2 separate regions of the Homo sapiens genome follow, and region 2 is linked to region 1. Evidence: chromatin loops called from intact Hi-C (ENCODE). Cell type or tissue: sigmoid colon. All regions are shown on one strand. Links, peaks and the distances in the headings refer to the core of each region. The heading gives the core; the rest is flanking DNA. Region 1 overlaps TRAF3IP2 (TRAF3 interacting protein 2). Region 2 overlaps REV3L (REV3 like, DNA directed polymerase zeta catalytic subunit).

Region 1 (11,757 bases), core at 2,228-10,227:
AATCACGGCAAAGTTCACTCAGGTAACTATAGATTTAATTCCTGTAATCATTAGCTTTGAGAGCTGAACTATGTGCAATGAAATGCCTCCCTGGAACAGCCAGCAAAAACCATACACATCTTGACTTTTATGTACAAGAGATAAGAAGTATGACATGAACCTTCTCTTTTTCTTTCTTGAGTTAAAACAGAAACTACATCTTTGTGTGCAACGGTTCTTTGAACAATTAGGACAGCAGTGATCCTATCAGATAGCTTTAAAACCCTCCTGATTCATACTGCTGAACTGAGTGGTACAACTTGTTGATCTTTCTGGTAACATTGTTATCTCTAAGGATTGATAAAGAATTGATGGCAGACATGGTGGTTCATATCTGTAATCCCAGCACTTTGGGAGGCTGAGGCAGGCAGATCACCTGAGGTCAGGAGTTCAAGACCAGCCTGGCCAACATGGTGAAACCCCATCTCTACTAAAAATAAAAAAAATTAGCCAGGCTTGGTGGCAGGGACCTGTAATCCCAGCTACTTGGGAAGCTGAAGCAGGAGAATCACTTGAACCCAGGAGGCAGAGGTTGCAGTGAGCCAAGGTCACGCCATTGCACTCCAGGCTGGGCAACACAGCGAGACTCCATCTCAAAAAAAAAAAAAAAGAAAAGAAAGAAAAAAAGAATGGACAAGGTTTTCCATTTAAAATCCCAGATGGCAAAGCAAACCAAAGATTGAATTATGAGGATTTTGTTTCTTTGTTTGTTTACCTTCTTAGCATTTGGGAAGAGCACAGGGATGAATCTGAAATTCATGCTTCCTTGTTTTATGAACTCAATCTGCATCTGAAACCAAACAAATGTGAAGGTTTAATTTCAGGAATGAGGATGAGGAGTTAATGGTACCCATAATCATGCACGTCCACATGGCATTTTTATTCTGATTTCCATACTTGAGTGCCACACACTTAACATTTTAAGGCCTCCCCATTACACATCTATTCCATTCACTCATCAGTCGTTTATTGGAGGCCTGTTAGAAGTCACATTCTATGTCAGACTTTGGGTTTTAAGGATTAGGATACCTTCCAGGGTATGCTGGAACTGGCTTGCAGCAGCTCACAAAAGCTTGTTGTGTGCATCTCTTCCTAATTCTGTGTTCAGTGACTTCACACTGATAGCTTGAAATTGGCGATGGTATTGGAGAGTATTTATACCATGGAAATAGGTAAGTGCTACAAATCAGGAGAGCCAGCTTAGCAGAACACCACAGATACAGTCCCTATCTTCACAAAGCCAGCAGTCTAGTGAGCAGGCAGAAAGGGAAATTACCAACCAGAGTGCCGGGTGAAAAGTATTAACAATTGCTCTAGAAGCCCAGAATGGGGGCCATCCATTCTACATCAGAGATTGGAAGGACAGTTACAAAAGAGGGTTCATTTGGGCACTGAAAGAAAAGATTTTGGTCAAGTAGGGAAAACAGAGGCAGAGGCAACAGCATGAGCAAATGTCTGGAGGTGTGAAAGTGTGTTGATGTGGTTGGGACCAGCTACTAATGCACTGTGACTAGAGCACAAGATGGGCTTGGCAGAGAGGGGATGTCAATTGCGAAGAGCTCCATCTGCCAGGCTTTAGGTTCCTCACACCAGTTCCAATATGCTCTGACACTGTGGTAGCCCAAGAAGATTTAGCTACCAAGAACTCTCTCAAAAATCAGAATTTTCAATAGGAGGGGAGTTAGAGTCTTCCAAATCCTGTGACCAGCACAAAGCTTTCAGTCATCTGATGAGAAGGAGACGAGGAATTATGTGTTTCCAACCATTTCATCTTCCAATTCATTTTTATAACTGAGAAGTTTTCATTGTGCATGGAAATAACAGAACAGAGAAGAAAGTGACAGTGGTGATAGCTGGTTATTGAAATCACCATAGAAACCCCTCATAAACACACACTCTCACATAGTTGCATACGCACACACACACACACACGATCACACAACACACACAAATCCTCCACAAGGTGTTTTTTCGGAACCACCTCTCTCTAAAAACCATAAGATAACACCAAGAACATATTTTAAAATGACCCAAGTACTGTGCAGCTAGAAGCACCCACCACACCAGCACCGAGTACACATGAAAGGAAGGGGATGGGGTGCATAAGTTACAAGTGAAGCACTGAGTTTTGTTTGACTTCTAGGACTCCGTATACTGTGAAGTTTGGCTTGTGCACTAGGCTGCCCAGCCTGTGGAGGGGCCAGCCAGCAGCAGTGCATTTTTATTTTCTCTCACCCTTCCAGAAACTGAGTTTCTGTAAACTAATTCACTGTATGATGCAGTTACTCATCAGTACCTCTGCACTACCTCTGTCATGGCCAAGTTCTTGTTGTTCCAGGGTTTTCTGTTGCCTAGAGGGGTGCAGGAAGTCAGCCAGGCAGTCAGGAAGGCACTTCTGTGTCTGACCTCTTCGACCCCTTCTATGATGAGTAAGGGCCCAAGACATTGTGGCCCAAGAAACCAAGTTTGGCGACAGTTTGGTTCCAGTTGGTACAGTCAGACAAGCTCTGAGGCCAAGCTGTGTATTACTGCCTGGCTACACCACACACCCACAGAGCTAGACAGGTTTCCTTAGGAACTGGCTGAGGCCTCGAGCCCTTCCCACGCACCAGCTGTCAGCTTCTGGGACTGGCAGGTTCCTAGAGATGCAGACAGGACATTGGGTGCTCTGAGGCCATGCAGACATGCATCAGACAACCAAGGGCCGGCAGCACCCCGAGCCAGCCATGACCTTTTCAGGCAGTTTACTCCCAGGAATGATACCTTTCCGGGGCACTGTACAAGGGCTGTGAGACTGGTTGAGACCAGAAGAGGAGGGAGCCTTATCTCCTGACTCCCTGGCCTCACTTTTTAACCTCATCACCTTGCCTCGGCTCTTCCTTCAGTTTGGTTGTGAGCTCACGTGAGTGGTCTGCACTTGGTGGAAAGGGAGACAGAGACCATGAAGACTCAGATGGGGAATACCCACCCTCCTACTTTCCCACGCTGCTGACCCACAGGACAGACCTGGGACCTACATCTGCTTCCCCTGAGGTAAAGCTGTGTGCCCCGAGACAGCCTGACTGTGCCCTCCCCATCTTCCCATCTTAGTGACACTCTATGCCCATTCCAGGTGCCTTCCCCCTCATGAAGTGTTAGAGCTGAAATGGAGCTTATCAGTTCTAGTCCAGTGATTTTCCAAGCCTTTTTAAATCTCAGAATCCTTGGTCAACAAACAAGCCTGAGAAGTACAGACCAGCTCTGGCTGAGGTAGGGGTGGGAGGCGCAGACCCAGCCCCTCCTCCAGCACATATGGGCACCCACTGGGAACTCCACAGGACAGCCTGAAAGTCACAAGTGTAGCACCGCCTCCTAGTCAAGCAGAAACTGTCTCACAGCGTCTCTATAATCACGGGGAGAAGGAGGATTCGTAGCCCATAAAACAGCCAGTTCCAACGCTGGGTGATTGTTTCGGTCAGAATGTTCTAGTTTTATCCCATGCTGGACAAGTTTAATATCCTAAATGTCTCCCACTTATTTGAATATAACCAGGCCCCATAGTTCCCCACCTGTCATGAGCTAAGAACACTCCCTTCCCTTGTTTGAGCATCTGATATGCACCAGATATTTTGAAAACATTATTTCATTTCATCTTCACGACAATCCTGTAAGTATTAGTGACCCATTTTGTGAATAGGGACATTGAGGCACAAAGAGTTTAAGCAGTGGGGCCACGGTCACACAGCCTGTACATGAGGAAGCCAACTTTAACCAGGCCCACATGATGCAACAGCAGGTGTCCCTTTCACTACGCCACCTGCCTTTCTGAAAAGGTAGGGCACAGAACATGATACAGCTGCAGGGGCCAGCCCTCCTCACCACCCCGTCTCCTGCCTCCTAGGACTTCATAGTTGCTGGTAAACAGCCAAGCCAGCAGAGCACGTCTTTCCAGAATCTTGGATCCTAGAGATGACAGATTGCTCTCCCCTTGCAACTGATAGGAACAACTGAGTCCCAGAGGTGCAGGGACTTGCCCACAGTCCCTAAGGTAGATGGAGCCAGAACCAACAGCTCCTCTCCTGACATGGCAAGCCTGGAGCTCTTCACCCAGCATCATGCTGCCTTCAGCTGGTCTCTGGGGAAGAATGGGACTTCCCTGGACAAGGTATCCATCCCCAGGGGACAGTGAGGTGTTGTGATCCCCTCCCCACTCACCATTCGATGAATGTACTTAGTATGTAAGCCATGCTCATCCTCGTCCAGCTGCGACTCAGCGCCTTCCACGTCCTGTTTGTATTTGGGGCTGATTGCTACGATTATCATCACGGTCTTCTGTTAATGAGAGGGAGAAAGGCATGTTTATGGAAGTGTACCAGCAGGACTGTGGGCATTCTCTGACACACGGGGTGGAGGGCCAGGCTCATTCTCCATAGAAAGAGAAGCACTGGCCCCCACTCAGGCAGACTCTTATCTCTGCTTCTCCCTTCTGTCTCCAGCCCAGCCCCACCTTGAACATGCAGAGCAAATGGCTCAGAGAGGGGCTCTCTCAAATAGATGTGCTTTTGCCTACCATTTTCCACAACCATCACTAATAAACCTCTAATGAAAGCCCGAATCACTGAGTGAGTCTGTGTCGTGGCAAAAAGGCACTGCAACACCAACAGTAAGAAGCACCCTCCCTCCCTCCAGCTGGTTCTGAGCTGCCAGTCACTGCACTCGACTGCCCTGTCTTCTGCGTGTACACATTAGCACAGTCAGTAGGAACAGACCCTTCAGCACAAAGCAAACATCAGGCTGCAGACAAAAGGAAAAGTGCAACACCCCAGCCTGCTGAGACTCCCGTCCCCCACTGGCTCCCTCCAAAAGAAGCAGCCGACACGGACACGCTGGCAGCAATCAATTTCGATCTTGTTAAAGCACAACGTGTCCCAGTGGCCGGTATAGATTCTGTCAGTGGAGAACAAATCACGGGGCTGCACGTGGGCACCTCGGGGGTGGTGTGCTGTGCAGCCTGCGAGGCTGCCTAGGAAACCTCTTCAGCCCAATTCTACAAAACACTTGGGGTGGCCTCAGATTAAATTGAATTCTGCTGCTCTCTCCCCACTCTCCGCCTTCATTTCCTTCTTTCCTATTCTCGTCAAAAGATTGTTTCCTCTGATTGTTATCAACCACCTGTGTCTGGTTTGACCGTTATTTCCTGCCTGTGCATGTCCAAGAGGGCGACTCCGTCCTTCCTTTCCAAGTCTTTGCACGGCTTCCAACAAGGGAGGCTTTGTTGGGGCTTTCTCAGCTTCAGACTTAGGTGGGTATGCCAGGGTTTCTTTAATAAAACAACTTCATAAGCTCATTGTCTTTCTCACCAGAAAACAAACTCTGGTTTTTGGAATGTACTTACATCCCTAAGGTAGCGCTCCATCCATTTAATGATATCAATGCCTCGGATTCTATCCTCAAATATGTCAATCTGCAAAAAAAAAGATGTGGGAGTTGGCCCTTAATGAGAGGTTCTCTCAAGATGCAGAGCAGAAGAAAACACAATACTATATACATTTAAAGCTCCAAAACTTAACTAATGCTTTTTGCAAGAAGGAGCACATAGGTCTAAAAAACAAAATATAATTTTCTGAAAATATTCCCTATTTCAACATTAGTAGGCATTTAAGTAGTTAATGTTATGTCCATAATTAGGATATTGTGATACACATCAAAATATATCTATGGCTACACAATAATCAGGTTTTTAAAAATCTGAGGGACACGGTATACCACTAAGTTGGATATAAGCCAGCAATATACATATATTATATATCTGTAATTTAGACATTTGAAAGGCAAACATAATTCTGGAACATTTTAATGGATGTGTGGCATACAAGTAACTGAGATACAATTGTGGTGCTTTACTTGCATTAGTGAGGTCATTATTATGGTATTATGTACAGTTTCAATCTATATGTTTCAAAAGGATTGTATGAAACTTGGAGCAGAGCCAAGGAACAGTCACAAAAACAATTACTGAAACGGTAGGGAAGAGGTTTATGATGAAAGTCAGAAGTAGAACTCTTAGGCCTTGAAAAGACTGATATTTACTATCAGCATTCAAGTTTTTGAAGGGATATTTTAAAAGGAGAAAGATCAGTTATTTTTTATTTTATAAGAAACCAAATAAGAAGGCCCTTCTTGGGCTCAGGCTTATACTGCAGAGTGTGTGTGTGTGTGTGTGTGTGTGTGTGTGTGTGTGTGTGTGTGTGTGTGTGTGTGTACGTGCACGTGTGTGTTTACGAGATGCTCTTGATGGGAAGAGGGATTATATACTGGAATGGGTGACTCAGGGAGAGTGTCCCTGGGGAGGGGTTACGTGATTCAGCTGCACTGCTCCCAGATTACTTGTCCTAAATGTCATTCCAGGCCAGGCACGATGGCTCATGCCTATAATCCCAGCACTTGGGAGGCCGTGGCAGGCAGATCACTTGAAAAGCCATCCATGATCCATCCATGATCCAGCCTCGCCATCCATGATCCAGCCTCGCCTCTCTTTTCCTCACATATCCTGTCTACTTTACTCCCCACATTGGAGTCCCCTGTACCCTAAAGGCACAGCACAAACCCCCCTGCTCTGTGAATCCTTCCCACATGCCAATCTCCTCCTCTTCCTCACTTCACCTAACTCTACCCCATTGTGACCACTAATGATACTGGACAATTAACACGTATGATAACATTCTTTTATTCAGGACATGTTTCATTTATGTCTGCTGTGTCTCTTCAACCTGATGCTAAGCCTCCTACGGAAAGAGACCATGCCCTGTGTATACCGAACTATCACATACATAGAGTACAGAGTTCAGAATATGTGTCTTTACATGAAAAATGGAATGGCTGTTATTTTGGTTTAGATGACTCCTGTTTTCAAATGTGTGATGGCCAACGACTACTCTTGAGAACGCTTTTGTAGCTTTCTGAGACTGTGTCACTAATCCATTGCTATTATATGGGAGAGAAGCAATATAGTGTCAGGGTTGAGAAGAAACGGACAGCTTGGGTTCTGTCTTGGCTTTGCCACTTCCCACCTGCATGACTTTGGAAATGTTACTAAAACTCTCTAAATCTTATCTTCACTTGTAATATGTAGTTAATAAACTGACTTCCTACGGTGGTTGTGAGAACTAAAATGAGTTAACATGGAAAAGGCCTATCATAATGCCAGGCAGGAAATAAGCACTCAGTAAATGGTGATAATTGGCCGGGCGTGGTGGCTCACGCCTGTAATCCCAGCACTTTGGGAGGCTGAGGGGGGCAGATCACTTGAGGTTAGGAGTGTGAGACCAGCCTGGCAAACATGGTGAAAACCCGTCTCTACTAAAAATACAAAAAAAAATTAGCTGAGCTTGGTGGCAGGTGCCTGTAATCCCAGTTACTCAGGAGGCTCAGGCAGGAAAATTGCTTGAGCCTGGGAGGCAGAGGTTGCAGTGAGCCGAGATCGTGCCACTGCACCCTAGCCTGGGCAACAGAGCAAGACCCCGTCTCAAAAAAAATTAAATAAATAAAAAATAGTGATTATTGTTATTATCCAAGCACTCTAAATTATTCCCAGCTACTGTAGTGGACATCCTGGGTGGTGCAATGAGCTGGATATCTTCCATTTGTTTCTCCAAGTCTCTCCCAAAGTCCATAGCTCCTGTTATGATCATTCCTCCACACAGCTACTATTATGGGCTGAATTGTGTTCCCAAAATTCCTATGTTGAAGCCCTATCTCCCTACCCTACCTCAGAATGTGACTGTATTTGGAGACAGGACCTTTAAAGAAGTAATTAGGATAAAAAGAGGTGATATGTATGGGCCCTAATCCAACAGAACTGGTGTCCATAGAAGACGAGATTAGAACACAGACGTGTCCACACAGAGGAGAGACCATGTGAGGACAGAAGGAGAAGACAGCCTCAGGATGAAATGAACCCTGCTGAAACCTTGATCTTGGACTTCCAGACTCCAGAACTGTGAGAAAATAAATTTCTACGCTTAAGCCACCCAATCGGTAGTACTTTATAGGAATCCTAGCAAACTAATATAGCCATCCTCTTCATCTTCCAGTAAGAATTCCTTCTTTGACTCTTTAGACCTAGGGGCAGTAACAACTCCCTGCTTTTGCTAGTGCCAGAATACTGCACTATCCCCAATAAAATTGGACTCTCTAAAACCTACCCAAAGCTTTGTAATAGGCCCCTTATTACACTCTCCTTAAATTACTCATTAAGTGTTTCATTCCACTAAGGGGATCTAGATGTGTCAATAATAACTTAGCTGTCCAGGACCGGGCTCTGTGATTTCTACCACAAGTCTTCATAGAGATGAGGGTCAGGGACAGATTTAAATTCTGCCTATGTGGCCCCTGGTTGTGAAGATAAACAAACAAAACCTAAGCTCTCCTCCAGGGGCAATCAGTATGTGTCTTTGGAAATGACAAAAAGTAAGATCTTTTCTGAAATGCTGGCCTTATGTCTTAGTATTTATTTATATTACAGACCTGGTCTTGTTATATTGCCCAGGCTGGCCTCCAACTCCTGGGCTCAAGTGATCCTCCCACCTCTGCCTCCCAAGTAGCTGGGACTACAGGCACGCACCACCACACCCAGTGTAATTTGATTTTATGTCACAGTTGCCACAGTGCTTTCTTTTTTTCTTTTTTTTGGAGACAGAGTCTTGCTCTGTTGCCCAGGCTGGATTGGAGTGCAGTGGTGTGATGCCGGCTTACTACAACTTCCACCTCCCAGGTTCAAGCAATTCTTGTGCCTCAGCCTCCCAAGTAGCTGGGACTACAGGCGCACACCACCATGCCAACTTTTTTTTCTTTTTTTTTTTTTTTGAGACAGAGCCTTGCTCTGTCACCCAGGCTGGAGTGCAGTGGCGAGATCTCGGCTCACTGCAACCTTCACCTCCAGGGTTCAAGCAATTCTCCTGCCTCAGCCTCCCAAGTAGCTGGGACTACAGAAATGTGCCACCACACTCGGCTAATTTTTTTGTATTTTTTGTAGAGATAGGGTTTCACTATGTTGTCCAGGCTGGTCTTGAACTCCTGACCTCAGGTGATCTGCCCGCCTCAGCCTTACAGAGTGCTGGTATTACAGGTGTGAGCCACTGCGCCTGGCCATAGTTTGTATTTTAGTCGTGATGGGGTTTCCCCATGTTGCCTAGGCTCGTCCCGAACTCCTGAGCTCAGGCAATTTGTCTGCCTTGGCCTCCCAAAGTGCTAGGATTACAGGCATGAGCCACCACGCCTGGCTGCTATAGTGCTTTCTTATACCAGAAATGAGAAAGGGAAATATTAGTCTCTATATAATTATGGAGTTGGATTGTATAAGTTGTATGCATTTTTTAAAAAAGAACTTTCATTTTCATTTTTTAGAAAATTGTCTTGGCCGAGTGCAGTGACTCACACCTGTAATCCCAGCACTTTGGGAGGCCAAGGTTGGCAGATCATGAGGTCAGGAGTTCGAGACCAGCCTGGCCAACATAGTGAAACCCCATCTCTACTAAAAATACACACACAAAAAAATTAGCTGGGCATGGTGGTGGGCACCTGTAATCCTAGCTACTTGAGAGGCTGAACCTAGGAGGCAGAGGTTGCAGTGAGCCAAGATCACACCACTGCACACCAGCCCAGGCAACAGTTCTAGACTCTGTCTCAAAAAAAAAAAAAAAATTATCTTATAGAATAAAGAAAGCTTCAAATAAAAACTCCTGTTAAACAATACTAAATAACTTTTAAAATTGATATTTAGTTACTAAGTATCCCTCTTTACCCATAGACATTTATATTCATAGATATTTCCCTTAATTTTTCACCACTCTCTAGAATTCACTAGAAAAGGCCTAGAAGAGGGCTCTGGAAAGGAAAAGAAGTTATCTCAGTGTTTGAGGAAAGCCAGTCCCCTGAGTAGCATCATGTGGTACTTTATTTATCATAGAGAAAAATTTACATGGCTTTAAGCTGTACTGTGTCAAGGGACTGCAGGGGGACAGGGGCAGTGTGTGTTTCCTGAGATTTCTGGAGCCAAGATCACAGTGGGCTTGCAGGGCTGGGTGAGGTCAGCCTCCCCTGGAACTGGATTAGACCAGCCCCAAACCTGGCCAGTATCACCCATCCAGAAGCATCACTGCGTCAAGGTATGAAAATGGCAGCTGTGCGCAATGGGGGATTCAGGCTGCAGGATTCTACTTCAAACCTCATAACCCAGTGCAGAACAAAAGGTCCTTGTTAAATAAGCAGGTGACCATGGTGAAGCCTGCAGCTTCCTGCATCATGGGAAACTCAGACAAAGTGGGCATGATTGGTGAGAAAGGACAAAGGTACAAAGTGCAGCAAGAGCCCGGCGTTTCCTTCAGGCCAGGGGCCGCTGCATATGTGGTCAGCATTAGCACTGATCTTGCTGTTCAGAGGTACTTGGGGTCACTCAAACAGCATACAGGAAAAAAATGCTGGAGACTTCAGATAGCTTAAAATCTAGAAAATTATTACCTAAATCTATAAGCATTCAATGCATAATCACATAAATCAAATAATATCATTTAAAACACCAACAGCTATTACACTTTTTCTTCTGCTGCTTTTCTCTCCATTGTACTCACTATAACTGTTCAGTTATCTATTTGGACAAAATACTTACTGCAGTTTGGAAGCCATTTACCAACAAAAAGTTCACGAATTTCACCACCTCCATAGCTGTGTCCATCGAATAAGTGATAAAGACTTTCCCTAAGAGAAAATTTTTACATTTATTAGAAACTGATCAAATTATTCTATTGTAAACAAACTTCTAAATTATATGCAATATCTTTTGTCCTTCTAGAATAATAAGAGGAAACCTTGGGCTTGGGGTGCTCTAAGAGCTTATGCCTACGTTGTATGCTGTCCTCAGGGCACAGCTCCTCAGGCCCAAAATGCCAGTGGGTCTGTCCAAGGGAGTGCAGACTGCTCAGCGTGAATGGAAATCAGAGCGACAGAGGAGAGCACTGGCAGGCTCAGACAAGCCTAAGGAAATCCACCACCCAGAATCCGCGAGCCCTTAAGATCAGGCATGACTAGTTTCTTAGAGACACTTGGCACTGTGCCCAAGGAATACTCTCCCAGCAGGCAAAGAAGCTAAAACTTGCTAAGGGACCACCCAGCAGTGTCTTCTTTTGATCTCCTGATGCTCTCTGCTGCCCTGAAATCTCGCTCTTCTGACAATAGCAAGTGGGAGGAGAGTGAGAAACTGGTTCCCCGCTCCCTTCTTCCCCGCAATCCACTCACTTTTGCAGAAAGGCCAGCAAGTTTGGAGTAGACCAAAGCACAGCTCAGATATGTTAGTAAAAAAACACTTCAGCAGCTTGAAGAAGAGACACTGCCTCTGGGCAGTCCAACATCACAGACTCCATCACTCATCCCTGGGTCAGCTTAGAGCAGCAGACAGTACAGTTTGGATAAGCTTTACCCAGTCAGGATGAACCAGTGTTTTCTCAGGCTAAAGTCTTGGGGAAATTGTCTGACTAGCATTTTAATGTGAAAGCTGAATAATTACTTTGTGTTGGCTTTTAGTCTGGAATGGACCACTTAAATCTCAGGAAGCCCTTGGGGCAGAAGATGGAGAAGAAAGGGGGGCTGGAGAGAAAATACGAGTCTGTATCTACACTGAGGTTTTTTGAAACACACCTCCCAAATGGAAGTGTGTATAATGGTCATATTAACTCACTTAAGCAG
Region 2 (11,757 bases), core at 1,516-9,515, 210 kb before region 1:
CACAACAAATAGGGTGAAAGAATGAAATAATCAATCTTTTTGCAGAGTTGTTTGGACTAATATATAAAGAACACTATAGAATTGAAAAGTTGACATTTAAGCATTTTTCTTTTTATGACAGTTTTGTTTACCCCATTTTCCTTAATTACTAGTACATTTCATTTTATGGACATTTAAGAAAGTTATTATACTTGCAAATGACTAACAAAATTCTCAATGTTGGCAGGTAATCCTATCATTGGGAATATACCCAACAAGGAAAAGGCAAGCATACAAGCCCAGGGACATTACTGGACATGTGCTGGTACACAAAATAGTATTGACTGAAACTCTTACATATTTCTTTCTCTGAGTTGCTTGCAGAAATAAAAGAAGTGTGGATACTGAAAGCATCTGACATGTTGATGACAACCTCTGTGAGAAGATAAAAGGTAGGACTGACAATGACAAGACTCAAATAGATGGGAATCTATCTAGTCACCAGTGCTATAAATAGTAAAAATACTTTTTTTCCTTCAGAGTCGTGGGTAGTAGCATACTATTTTTGATGCTCTGTCATTTAATTTTGTTTTGTAGAAAACACATGTTTTGGTTTTCTAATTCTCAGAATGGTTTATGTTAACCCATCTGGGATTCAATCTGATGACAAGTCTGTAGAATATCATCTTAATTTTTCATGTAGAATACTGATTTAGTTTTTATAGGATGAAGTTCAACTATATAAGCAAAACAAAAAAGGGTGAGTATAACAACATGCTCATGGACAGCTTTTATCTGTATATCAGGATCCAAAGAATGTCTTCTATCTTGCTTTAGGCATCTAAAACCCTAAACCTAGCAATGGGCAGAATCCTTAAGTTTCTACAAAGTGAAGCATTTAATAAGAGAGTCCATGGCTACCAAGAGCTACACTGTTGAGAAAATGCAAATTATCCACTTAATGATTTTATTTTTAAATTAAAATATTTTTGTTAAAAATTTTTTTTCATAAACTTGGACAAGATTCTACTATCGGACTGAGGACCGACTACCAAATGGTCAAAAGAGATTTTTTAAGGAGCTCTGTGCACAAGAGTATGTAATAGATAATCCTACATTTATGAACAGATAAATTTATACAGAGAATGCATCCCAAAGCTTTTTGAAAATATTGGCTTGTTTAGAACTCAGAAAACTTTAAAAAAGAAAAAACAAACCAAAAAAAGGTACTGAAATGGTGGCTGGCTCCCAAGGTAGAAACCTAGTTAATGAATAATACAATGGAACTTTATACAGTTCTCCATTATTTCAGCACCACAGAAAAACCAACCTCAAGTACAACTGGGAAGTTAGTTAGAGGCTAAACAAATATTTGTCTTTCACTGGCCCCTCAATCTTGAGAACAGAACACTGCTTTTCCTATCCCTTGTCTGATGAAAATAGTGATGGTGGTGGGAAGTGAGTATAAAATCTTCCCAAGAGTAACTCTGCTTTCAAGGGTCATAGGAAGGGATTCGCTTTCTTCCTACCTTTACTTTTATCTTCACTATTATCTGCAATAGCATGAAACGACTCTCTGAATAAAACTGGAAAAATCAGATATACAAAACAATACCTCTTTATTATATTTGCAATTTCATGAAAAAGTGCCTTCTCATCAGCAGCATAGGTGACTTCGAGTCCTGTAATTCCAGATCTAATAAGTAATGGAGTCTGATATCTGATATCTAAAAAACAAACAAAATGTCTATTATATATAACATTATATAATAATATACCTTCATAATATAAAAGTAATATTATCCTCTACTTTTAAGTAAAATTGTACTACTGAAATATTTCAAATTAAGAAAACATCTCCCCAAGTGAAAACATAACTAACTCAATGTCTTTAAAAAACTCTCAAAAGATTTTTTAGTTTAATATACAACTGAAAATTCAAATTTTGTATTTTCAGCTATTCTCCTGAAAAGGCTGCATTCATAAAATTCCCTAGAAAATAACATATCACTGGCTGGGTGCAGTGGCTCACGCCTGTAATCCCAGCACTTTGGGAGGCCGAGGCAGGCGGATCACGAGGTCAGGAGATCAAGACCATCCTGGTTAACATGGTGAAACCCCGTCTCTACTAAAAAATACAAAGAATTAGCTGGGCATGGTGGCGGGCACCTGTAGTCCCAGCTACTCGGGAGGCTGAGGCAGGAGAATGGCGTGAATCCGGGAGGCAGAGCTTGCAGTGAGCGGAGATCGCACCACTGCACTCCAACCTGGGCAACAGAGCGAGACTCTGTCTCAAAAAAAAAAAGAAAATAACATATCTCTTGTGAAGAAACTGTATTACTTTGTTTCTGTCTTTACTCTTCCTAGCAGGAGAGCTTTGCTTAGCACAGGACATTTTAATCTCTGGTATGATGAAAATGCTTAACCACCACTTCTGCAGGAAAAAAAAGAAAGCCTTAATTTGTAGTGCTGGCCTATTTCATGATGTAAGGACCCCTCCCCCACCCTATGACTGATTTCCAACTGCCAAAGTGACAGCAACTAGTTTGAAAAATTCATGAAAATCCAAGAACTGGCTTGTGAGCTGGTATGTGTCAGCTCAAGCACATCACTGAATAAATTGCAAATTCTTAATATGGTTGTATTCTGTGCTAAGACTTCCTCCTCAGTGGACTGAATTCACTTGTAATGGTGACCACTGAAAGCTGCAGAGGGACAGTAGGTATTTTATAAAATGCCTTATATGGCATTCTATATGAAGAACCTCTGAACCAAAAGTATATTATTTAGAAAGAAAGATAAAGAGATATAAGCAAAGTAAGAATATATCTTAAAAGTATCTTATAAACCATTAACTTATAGTGGTAAGATAAACCCTCTATCAGCAGGAAAATACCTGCATATGCATACATAAGGAAGACTGTGCACCTAATCTAGGGATACATAATAAGGTGGACTCTGTATTAGTAGTAAGTATTTTTATAAAATAATACTTAGAACAAATTATATAAGATAATTATAAATATTAAGATCTTTATATTGCATTGCTTCTGACTTAAAAAATGAATAAATAAATGGGGTCTTGCTATGTTACCCAGGCTGGAATGCAGTGGCTATTTACAGGCACAATCATAGTGCACTACAGCCCCAAACTCCTGGGCTCGAGCAATCCTGTTGCCCAGCCTCCCAGGTAGCTGGGACTATATATAAGCAGGCACCACTGTGCCTGGCTGCTTCTGACTAATCCAAGTAAGAATAATAAATCTAGGACAAAGTTATACACAATCTCCTACCCCTACCTCAGCAAACATTTTAGAAAAGAGTCATCATGCTTGCTTAGATTAGATCTTCAGCACAGGAATTCCCCATTAAAACATTCACCCTAGAGTGGGCAGGTATATCATTAATAAAAATGGACAATACCTTGACTGAAAACTGTCTTGTCTTTATCAATCACTATTACACCTGTGAGTTCTGTTTTTTCTGTATCTGGCAGTGGAGTGTCAGATGAGATGCAGTAGAACAGAGCACAGATTGGGTCAAATTCAGGATCCGGTTCTAAGTCTCGTCTAGTTCGAGCATGCAACTCCACACTGATTAGGGTAAGATTTTGTATCTATAAAAGCAAATAAATACTATGTTTTTAAAACATTTTTTAAAGACATGCTCAAAGAAGTATGTAAGGCTCTAGGGAAATATGTATGTAAGATTACAGAAAAAATGGACATAAAGGACAAAGTCACAGCTCAGCAGCACTCCATATATTAAAACGAAAGATTTTTAATCCCAAGATTAGATTAAATCAATTCATGATGTTATTTCAGAAAATCTGCTCTCAATGACAATATTTAGACTATTTTTCTCAAATATATGCAGGATCTCTCAATGCCTGTTTGAGAAAGAGAATGACTAGTCCAAGTAGTTATACAATGAAACCAAAGTCTGTCACGTTTTACTCTTCATGTAGTTAGCTAAACTATATAGTTTTACCTGTAGTTTAAAGTAAAAAGAGAGCTTTTTTAAAATTCAAATTTCCTACCAATTAATTCACTACTACTTGAGGGCTACTTAAACTTAGACTTTTGCATACACTAGGCAGATTTTTAATTATAGTTTTTCCTGAAAAAAAAAAAAAAAAAAAAAAGAACTGTTATGGTATCAACTACACAACAGCCAGATTTTTACACATGCACATTTTCTCTTTAACATATAATGCAAAAAAGTTAATATTTGCTTTTCATGCTTATTTTTCTATGCCAATATAAACTTTTAACTGTAATTCTTAGTTTTCTTTCTAAAATCAAGACAGAGTAAATAAGAAAAACAAAATATAGGTTGAATTCATGATTATAGCTAGAATTATACCTCATCTTTTTATCATGTACATGTACCTGGCAATGGAAAACAGATTCCTGTTTCAATATTGGTAATTATTCAGATCATATAAATTTAACAAAGGATTTGTGTTTTGTATTATCTTGCATGCAAACTGTTGAAGAAATGTAAATTCAAGTTTCTCACTAGTGACAGGAGTAGAATTTGGTAAATCTCTATCAAAATTAAAATCCATTGATGTGGCAATCCTACTCCTGAAAATTTATCCTAGAGACAGATACACTCATACATGTAGATAAAATATACACAACAAGGATGTTTACTCGAGAATAGCAAAGACTGGAAAAAAACTAAATGTTTACCTGTTGGGGACAGGTTACATAAATTATGTGGTATCCATAAAGGATACACACAATGGAATATTCTGTAACCTTTAAGATTTTCAAGGGAATGAGGCAGATCTGTATGTCCTAATATAAAAAGATCACTATAATACACTGATACATGGAACCAGTAAACACAGTAAACTTCTATACATGAAAAAATGGAAGCACATGCATAGAAAATTTCTGAAAAGTGACATAAAAATGCAGACATACTTATTGCTTTGGGGGAAAGAAATTGCTAGCCTAAAGTAGGAGGGAAGCTTACTTTTCATTGCAAATTTTTTTGTCCTGATTGAGTATTTTTGGTATATATACTATTGCATGTGCTCATTGTAAATTTGTTAAATAATCTTTTTTTTTTTTTTTTTTTTTTAGACACAGGGTCTCTCTCTGTTGCCCAGGCTGGAATGCCATGGTGTGATCATAGTTCACTGCAGCCCTGAACTCCTGGGCTCAAGTGATCCACTCACTTCAGCTTTCCTACTAGCTGGGACTATAGGTACATATCACCATGGCCAGCTAATTTATAAAAACTTCTGTAGAGATGGGGCCTCACTATGTTGCTCAGGCTGGTCTCGAACTCCTGGCCTCAAGCAATCCTCCTGCCTCAACCTCCCGAAGTGCTAGGATTACAGGTGTGAGCCACCTTGCCTGGCCACTAAGTACTTTTTAAAATATAAAGAACATCAATTATGCATGTATAAGGCATAATAATAAAACAAATACAAATCTACCACTTTCCTCAGAAACATATACTGCTGTTTCTACTTTAAAATATTAGTATTAAAAAAAAAATCAAACCACATGAAATGGAGAGCTAAGGGAAAAAACTTTTACTTTTAAATGCATACTCTTCAGAACTTAATTTTAACAATAAGCATGCATTAATTTAGTAAATAAAAAATTTTTAAATGGAAAACTCCTCCCACAAACCCAAATAAAACAAAACAACCAGTTTCATTAGAAAGGGATGAACATATGAGGCCGGGCACGGTGGCTTATGCCTGTAATCCCAGCACTTTGGGAGGCTGAGGCAGGTGGATCACCTGAGGTCAGGAGTTTGAGACCAGTCTGGCAAATGTAGCGAAACCCCGTCTCTACTAAAAATACAAAAATTAGCCGGGTGTGGTGACGCATGCCTGTAATCCCAGCTACTAGGGAGGCTGAGGCAGGAGAACTGCTTGAACCTGGGAGGTGGAGGTTGCAGTGAGCTGAGATTGTGCCATTGCATTCCAGCCTGGGTGACAGAGTGAGACTATGTCTCAAACAAAACAAAAAAAAACAAAAAACACACACACACAAAAAAAAAAACAAAAAAAAAAAAGAAAGGGATGAACATATGAAAAGACATGAAGACTCTGAAAACAATTTTAGGTTAAAAGGGTCTTAGAGGTTGATTTTTGTTTACTAGATCAAATTTTCACACTCAAAATTTGCATTTCTATTCCTTAATAACAAAATGCATTACTGTGCTTAGGGGGTATTTTTTTAAAGCAAACTATATAAAGACATGGCTTGAGAGATTTAGTGAGTGTGACTAGGCAAGAGGCAGGTGAGAAGGGGGACAAAGATTACAACCCTTGTCTTCTGCACTGAGTACTGATGTGCAGAAGAAAGAGAGATTATCCTAGGGTAATGGAAACAGAGGGAGAAAATGCCACAAGCATAATTTCCTAGAGAAAGGAAGAGAACAGTATTTTTTCTTTGGTTTATTCCCTGTTTCAACCACCGGGCGGCAGTTTGGAATGTGCCTTGAGATGAGGAAAGCCGGTTATCGGGAGGAAGAAGCTGTCAGAGCAACCAGTGAGACCTCCAGAGTGATTTTAACTTCCAGAGGGCCCATGGTTCTGAAACAGGGTTACCTAGGAAAATGTAGAAAAGCGTACTTTTCAAATAAGAGAATAATCAAATGTAACATGTCTTTTTGCTATGGTCTATCAAATTTGCTTTAATACATATTTTTAAAAAAGTTTTTAAAAATTTGCTAATTTCAAGTTTGCATTTGATGGTATGTATTACTGAATTTATCACTTAATTTATCTAGGCTTCAGGGGCTAGTATAGACCTAGGTATAAAACAGAAACTGAATGAATGCTGCTGAATGAGAAAAATGTGCAAATGAATAAATGAGGGAGAGACTATGTTCCAATCTAATTCTAAAAAAACATAATTCTCAGTTCAAATGTGAAGAACAAAGGAGGACAATATTAAAATTTTTCCCTCAGTTTATGTTAATCTAATCTCTAGAACAGTTTACAACAGAATTGACTTGAGAAAAAAAACCACACTTAAAAATTGAATTATAACTTAAAGGTGGTTACTAATCCTCTGCTTTAAAAGCAAAGACATAAAGTGACTGTATAAAACTAGCATTGTCCAATAGAAATATAATGAAAGTCACATGTAACTTAAAGTTTTCTAGTAGTCACATTTAAAAAAATAAAAATAGGTTAATTTAAAAACACTTTGATCTGATCCAATATATTTAAAATATTATCCTTTCAACATGTAATCAATATTAAAATTACTAACAAAATATTTTAAATTATTCTTTCCATGAAGTCTTTGAAATGAGTATGTACTTTATCCTTCTAGTATATCTCACTGTGCACGCTAAATTTTCTACAGAAATACTTGATCTGTAATTTCATACAACTTAAGAGTAAAAAATAGTATTACATACCTAAGTCGTTCCAAACATACTTTGAGTCAACTATGTTTTAAAATCTAAATTAAAATTAAATAAAGTTTAAAATTCAGTTCTTCAGTTGTATAAGCCAAATTTTAAGTTCTCAATATCCATGCTGCTAGCGGCTACCATACGACAGCACAGGTGTAAACAATGAAAACATACTCCAATTTCTATCTTACTGCCAGTCAGATATGTGCTTTGAGTTTGTTTTCTGCATACAAATAAATTTACAGTGACCCATTCACATATTCTTTCCAATGCATACTGTAGCTGATGTATATTTTTGCAAAGTCCTAGTCTTTGGCAGGCAGCCTGTGCTGTGAAGATAGCTGGATTAAGTAGAGAGTATATGAGTGAATGAATTTATCCTCTTTTGTAGCAAGCTCTAATCCACTCAGCCAATCAAACAGAAAATACAAGTAAATATCACATTTCAGATGTGACATAACATCTTAATATAATAATCCCCAAAATACAGACTTACTTCTTTTTTTTGTTTTTCCCCAAAGAGACAGAGTCTTGCTCTGTCTGTAGCCCAGGCTGGAGTGTAGTGGCGCAATCACAGCTCACTGCACCCTCGAACTCCCAGGATCAAGTGATCCTCCCACCTCAGCCTCCCAAGTAGCTGAGACTATAGGTGCGCGCCACCATGCTCATCTAATTTTATTTTTATTTTTTGGTAGAGACAGGGTCTTCCTATGTAGCCCAGGATAGTCTTAAACTCCTCGACTCAAGGGATCATCCCACCTCCACCTCCCAAAAATCTTTTCTTATTTTAATGTCCATAAGCTGAATTTCAGTTATGAGATTTGTGAAAGATATGAAATCACAAAGCAGTCTCAGCAACTTAAATGCTTTAAGTTTATGTATTGTACATAAACATGTAAATATACAAAATAGTAAAATGAGAACAAGATGAAGATTAATAGGATAGAATTCAATATACTCCTCCCTTGTTAAAAAAATTCCATACTTGTTTTATAGAATAAAACAGGAGTTAAACTGAACACAATGTATGTGTCCTTACTGTTGCAGTTTTACCTCATGTAAAGCTTTTGCCTCCTGTAAGTTTTGTATGCTGACTTTGAAACCGTAAGTATTGTTTAAAGATGGTCCATCAATCTGAGAAGTTTCTTTCTGTGGGGTATTTACTGCTGCAAATTGATTCTATAAAAAAAAACACACACACACACAGCCAGAAAAAGATACATGAGCAATCATTTTTCTTTTGATTACTTATTCTCAGATAATATGCTTTATGTGTTTAGTAATAAATGGTAAACTAATATCATCTCTAAGTTCAAGAACAAACTGTATTTTATTAATGTTATTTTCATGCTAACAAAGATATCAGAACTGGATACATGTAGAAATATAAGCAAACCATATGTTATCTCTCAGTTCAGAAGCCCTCAATACTGAAAATAACAGTTTTGTAGGGAGTTGACATTTATACCACATGGACATTTATCTTGACCTTTCTTGGAAGTAAGAAAGACAAGCAAGCAATCAATATATTTCCAACTACTTTGGCTAAAGTTTGTAAAAGATTTGAAATACTGATTTGTATTTTACTCTAATATAACATGTGTCTGAAAGATGAATTAAATAAAACAATGTAATCTTCAAAGATTCAGAAAAAAATGGAATCTTTCCATTTCTTACAAAATTATTTTTTCTGATTTCTAAATCTATTAACTGTTTTCCCCAAAGTGTTATGTTCACAACACACTGATATAGTATTTTTTAATATATATAGCTTGTAATTCAACAGTATTTTATAAATGAAAGTTTAAAAAGTTTGATAATCTCAGAAATATTAAAATATATTTTATGTAGTTAATGACATTTATAAGAAGTGGCCAATATATAAGTGATTTCTAGCATATATTTCCAAGGATGTATGTCTAATGTATACTTCTTTCACATAACCATATAATTCTAAGTTTTGTCATATTTTTAGTATTTGAATAAAGACATTTGTGACTTTCCAGAGTTTCAGTAGTAAATAATGTTGCTTTCTTTTACTACTTAGTAAAATAAATTTTAAAAAATCAATAAGGTTATATTTTAGAAAAAAGTAATAAACCAAGAAAAAGGATATATTTTTGGTGGGATCAAAAATCACTTACTTGAGCTCTGCTGTCATTGGATTGTTCTGATTTTGCCAGTAATCAGTTAATGTATTTGTATCCTCATAATCCACATTTTGGCTATCATATTCACTTTCTCTGTAATATTTGTATTTACATATAAGAATCTTTTAGATCCCAACATCAAAAAAAAAACTAAAAAAAGGCAAATTTTTGTTGTCTCAAAGATATGCAAATAATGATGCAAAAATTTAAGTAACCAAAATTTTTTAATTGAGACAAAGTTAACAATTATCTAACTGAAATCTAGGAAAAAGACTGGCTCTTCCACTGATCTTTAAAAATGTTTAGTATAGTTACCTTTGCTTGTGTTAACAGTACTCTTCTAAGAGTGTCAGTATTACTTCCTTTCTTATTACTCAACTTCTGTGTTTTTGGTTCTGTAGAAAGAAATTTAATATTTAACATGTATATCAAAATTACCTGCTTCTGGTTTTTAAAAAACCTTTTGTTGTTCCAAACACTTAAGTACCACTTGTGGGTGCTGTCCTATGAATTCCCCCCAGAATTTCATAATTTAAAAATGAAATTCAAACCTCTGATCCCAACCAAAATAACATTTTGACATTTTGTATTTTAAATGTTTATGTTTTAATTACTGAATTTTATACCTCAGTCATTAACCTAGAGAACTGTTTAATTCATTTATTCACTTATTTATCAAGTATCTATGATGAGGAAGAAAAGACATAATCTCTGCCCTTGTGGGGTCTAGAGAGAGAATCAGACATTCATCAAACATACTAGAAAAATAAAATTATAACTGCACTAATACAACAAAGGGGAATATAATTGGGAATTTTTATGTAGTCAAGGAGATTAGGGAAGGTTTCCTGGAGGTAAAATCTGAAGAGAGTAGTAACTAACTAAGAACAGAGTGGGGATTTTTCCCTGATTACTGTGCAAAAGAATTGGAAGTTACTAAGAGTAGATAAAATGGCTGGTGCAGGAGCCCAGGCAAGAGATGATGACAGTTTGGCCTAAGGTTGTGGTGGAAGAAGTACAATAAAGTAGATAGATCTGGGTTACTTGGGAGATAAACAAGTGATAAGGCTTGGTTAGGGACTAGAAACTACAAGGTGGGTAATGAGGGAATGAGGTGAGTGTTAAAAATAAATTCTATGTTTCTGACTTGTGTAACTAAGAAATGATGGCACTATTCATTGAAATAAGGAAAACTGAAAGAAGGCCAGATGGGTTTTTATGTGGAGGCATGTATATATAAGTGTGTTGGGGAAGTGGTGGTGAATGTATGCGGTGAGATCATGAATTGGTTTTTAAAATACTAATCTTGAGGTGCCATTTAGCATTCAAGTGGAAATGTCAGATAGGTAGTTGGATATAGTGTTCTGGAGCTTAAAAGAGAGATCTGAACTGGGAATATAAATTTGCGAGTTATCTGTAGTAATCCTGTAGACAGGAATTAGATCATTTAGAGAAAGATATAAAGAAGGCTTAAGACCAAGCCTTAATAAACTCCAACATTTAGATAACAACTGAGAATAATGAGAAAATCAAGTGGGAAAAAAACAGAGAAGTAGGAGGAAAGCCAAGTGGAGAAGCTCCAAGAAGGAAGGTAAGGTCAACAAGAAAATGGCTGCTTAGAGGACATATGATAAGACTCAGGAACATCTATTGGTTTTAGCTATAAGTTTACTGGGAATCTTTACAAGAGCTATAATGTAGAATGACAGGGGCAGAATTCAGTTTAGAGTGGGCTGAGAAATGAGTAGGAGGTAAATAACTGGAGTTGTCAAATTAGATAAATCTTTTAAGAAATTTGGCTTTGAAGGGGAGGAGAAAGAGTAGAAGCTGGCTGGAGACGTGAGGTCAAGGCAGGTTTTTTGTTTCTGTTTTAAAATGTGGGAGACCTGGGTATGTATAAAAGCCAACAGGAAAGTCAAGTTGAGAAGATAAGCCTTTTGAGAGGGCTCCTGCATTTCACCCACAAGACAGGATGGAAGCAAATATAAGTAGATTTCACAGCAGAAAGACAGTTGCCATGTGACGACTTTCTAAGACATGACGAAAAATATTTGCTGAGCTATACCTTCATTTAAAAAGCTCTGATTTTCATTACAGTCTAATGTTATCTTCATTTCTATTTCTGAAGAACAATTATGGAGACTTCCTGTTATTTGTACACTTACCTGTTGATAATGGGCTAAGGCCAGGTGCTTCAGGAAGCCTTTCCAGAAGTTTTCTCTGTATG

What was found. Peaks named below come from ENCODE experiments on the same cell type or tissue, not always from the same donor. Only the 100,000 strongest peaks of a DNase experiment are listed, where the experiment ranks them.
Region 2: it touches region 1 in a loop (1.9-fold over the local background); 2 of 110 quality-filtered maps call a loop at or near these places.

The regions. Positions count from the first base shown.
Region 1 is chr6:111,562,211-111,573,967 of GRCh38, forward strand. TRAF3IP2 (TRAF3 interacting protein 2) reads right to left here. Exons shown (of 9, transcript NM_147686.4): 5 at 10,685-10,773; 6 at 5,414-5,482; 7 at 4,234-4,350; 8 at 755-829. It also overlaps TRAF3IP2-AS1. Among named protein-coding and RNA genes, the nearest start is that of TRAF3IP2, 38 kb to the right of the region's middle. RefSeq lists a silencer at 123-323 and enhancers at 2,189-2,861, 3,026-4,225, 4,105-4,154. In sigmoid colon, for the core only: no CTCF peak of the experiment used is centred there; DNase peaks (open chromatin) are centred at 2,651, 3,398, 4,741 and 6,401; H3K4me3 peaks cover 638 bases; H3K27ac peaks cover 4,475 bases.
Region 2 is chr6:111,355,420-111,367,176 of GRCh38, forward strand. REV3L (REV3 like, DNA directed polymerase zeta catalytic subunit) reads right to left here. Exons shown (of 32, transcript NM_001372078.1): 14 at 11,696-11,757; 15 at 9,846-9,925; 16 at 8,434-8,559; 17 at 3,403-3,595; 18 at 1,595-1,706. Among named protein-coding and RNA genes, the nearest start is that of SLC60A2, 100 kb to the left of the region's middle. In sigmoid colon, for the core only: a CTCF peak has its summit at 6,418; a DNase peak (open chromatin) is centred at 6,440.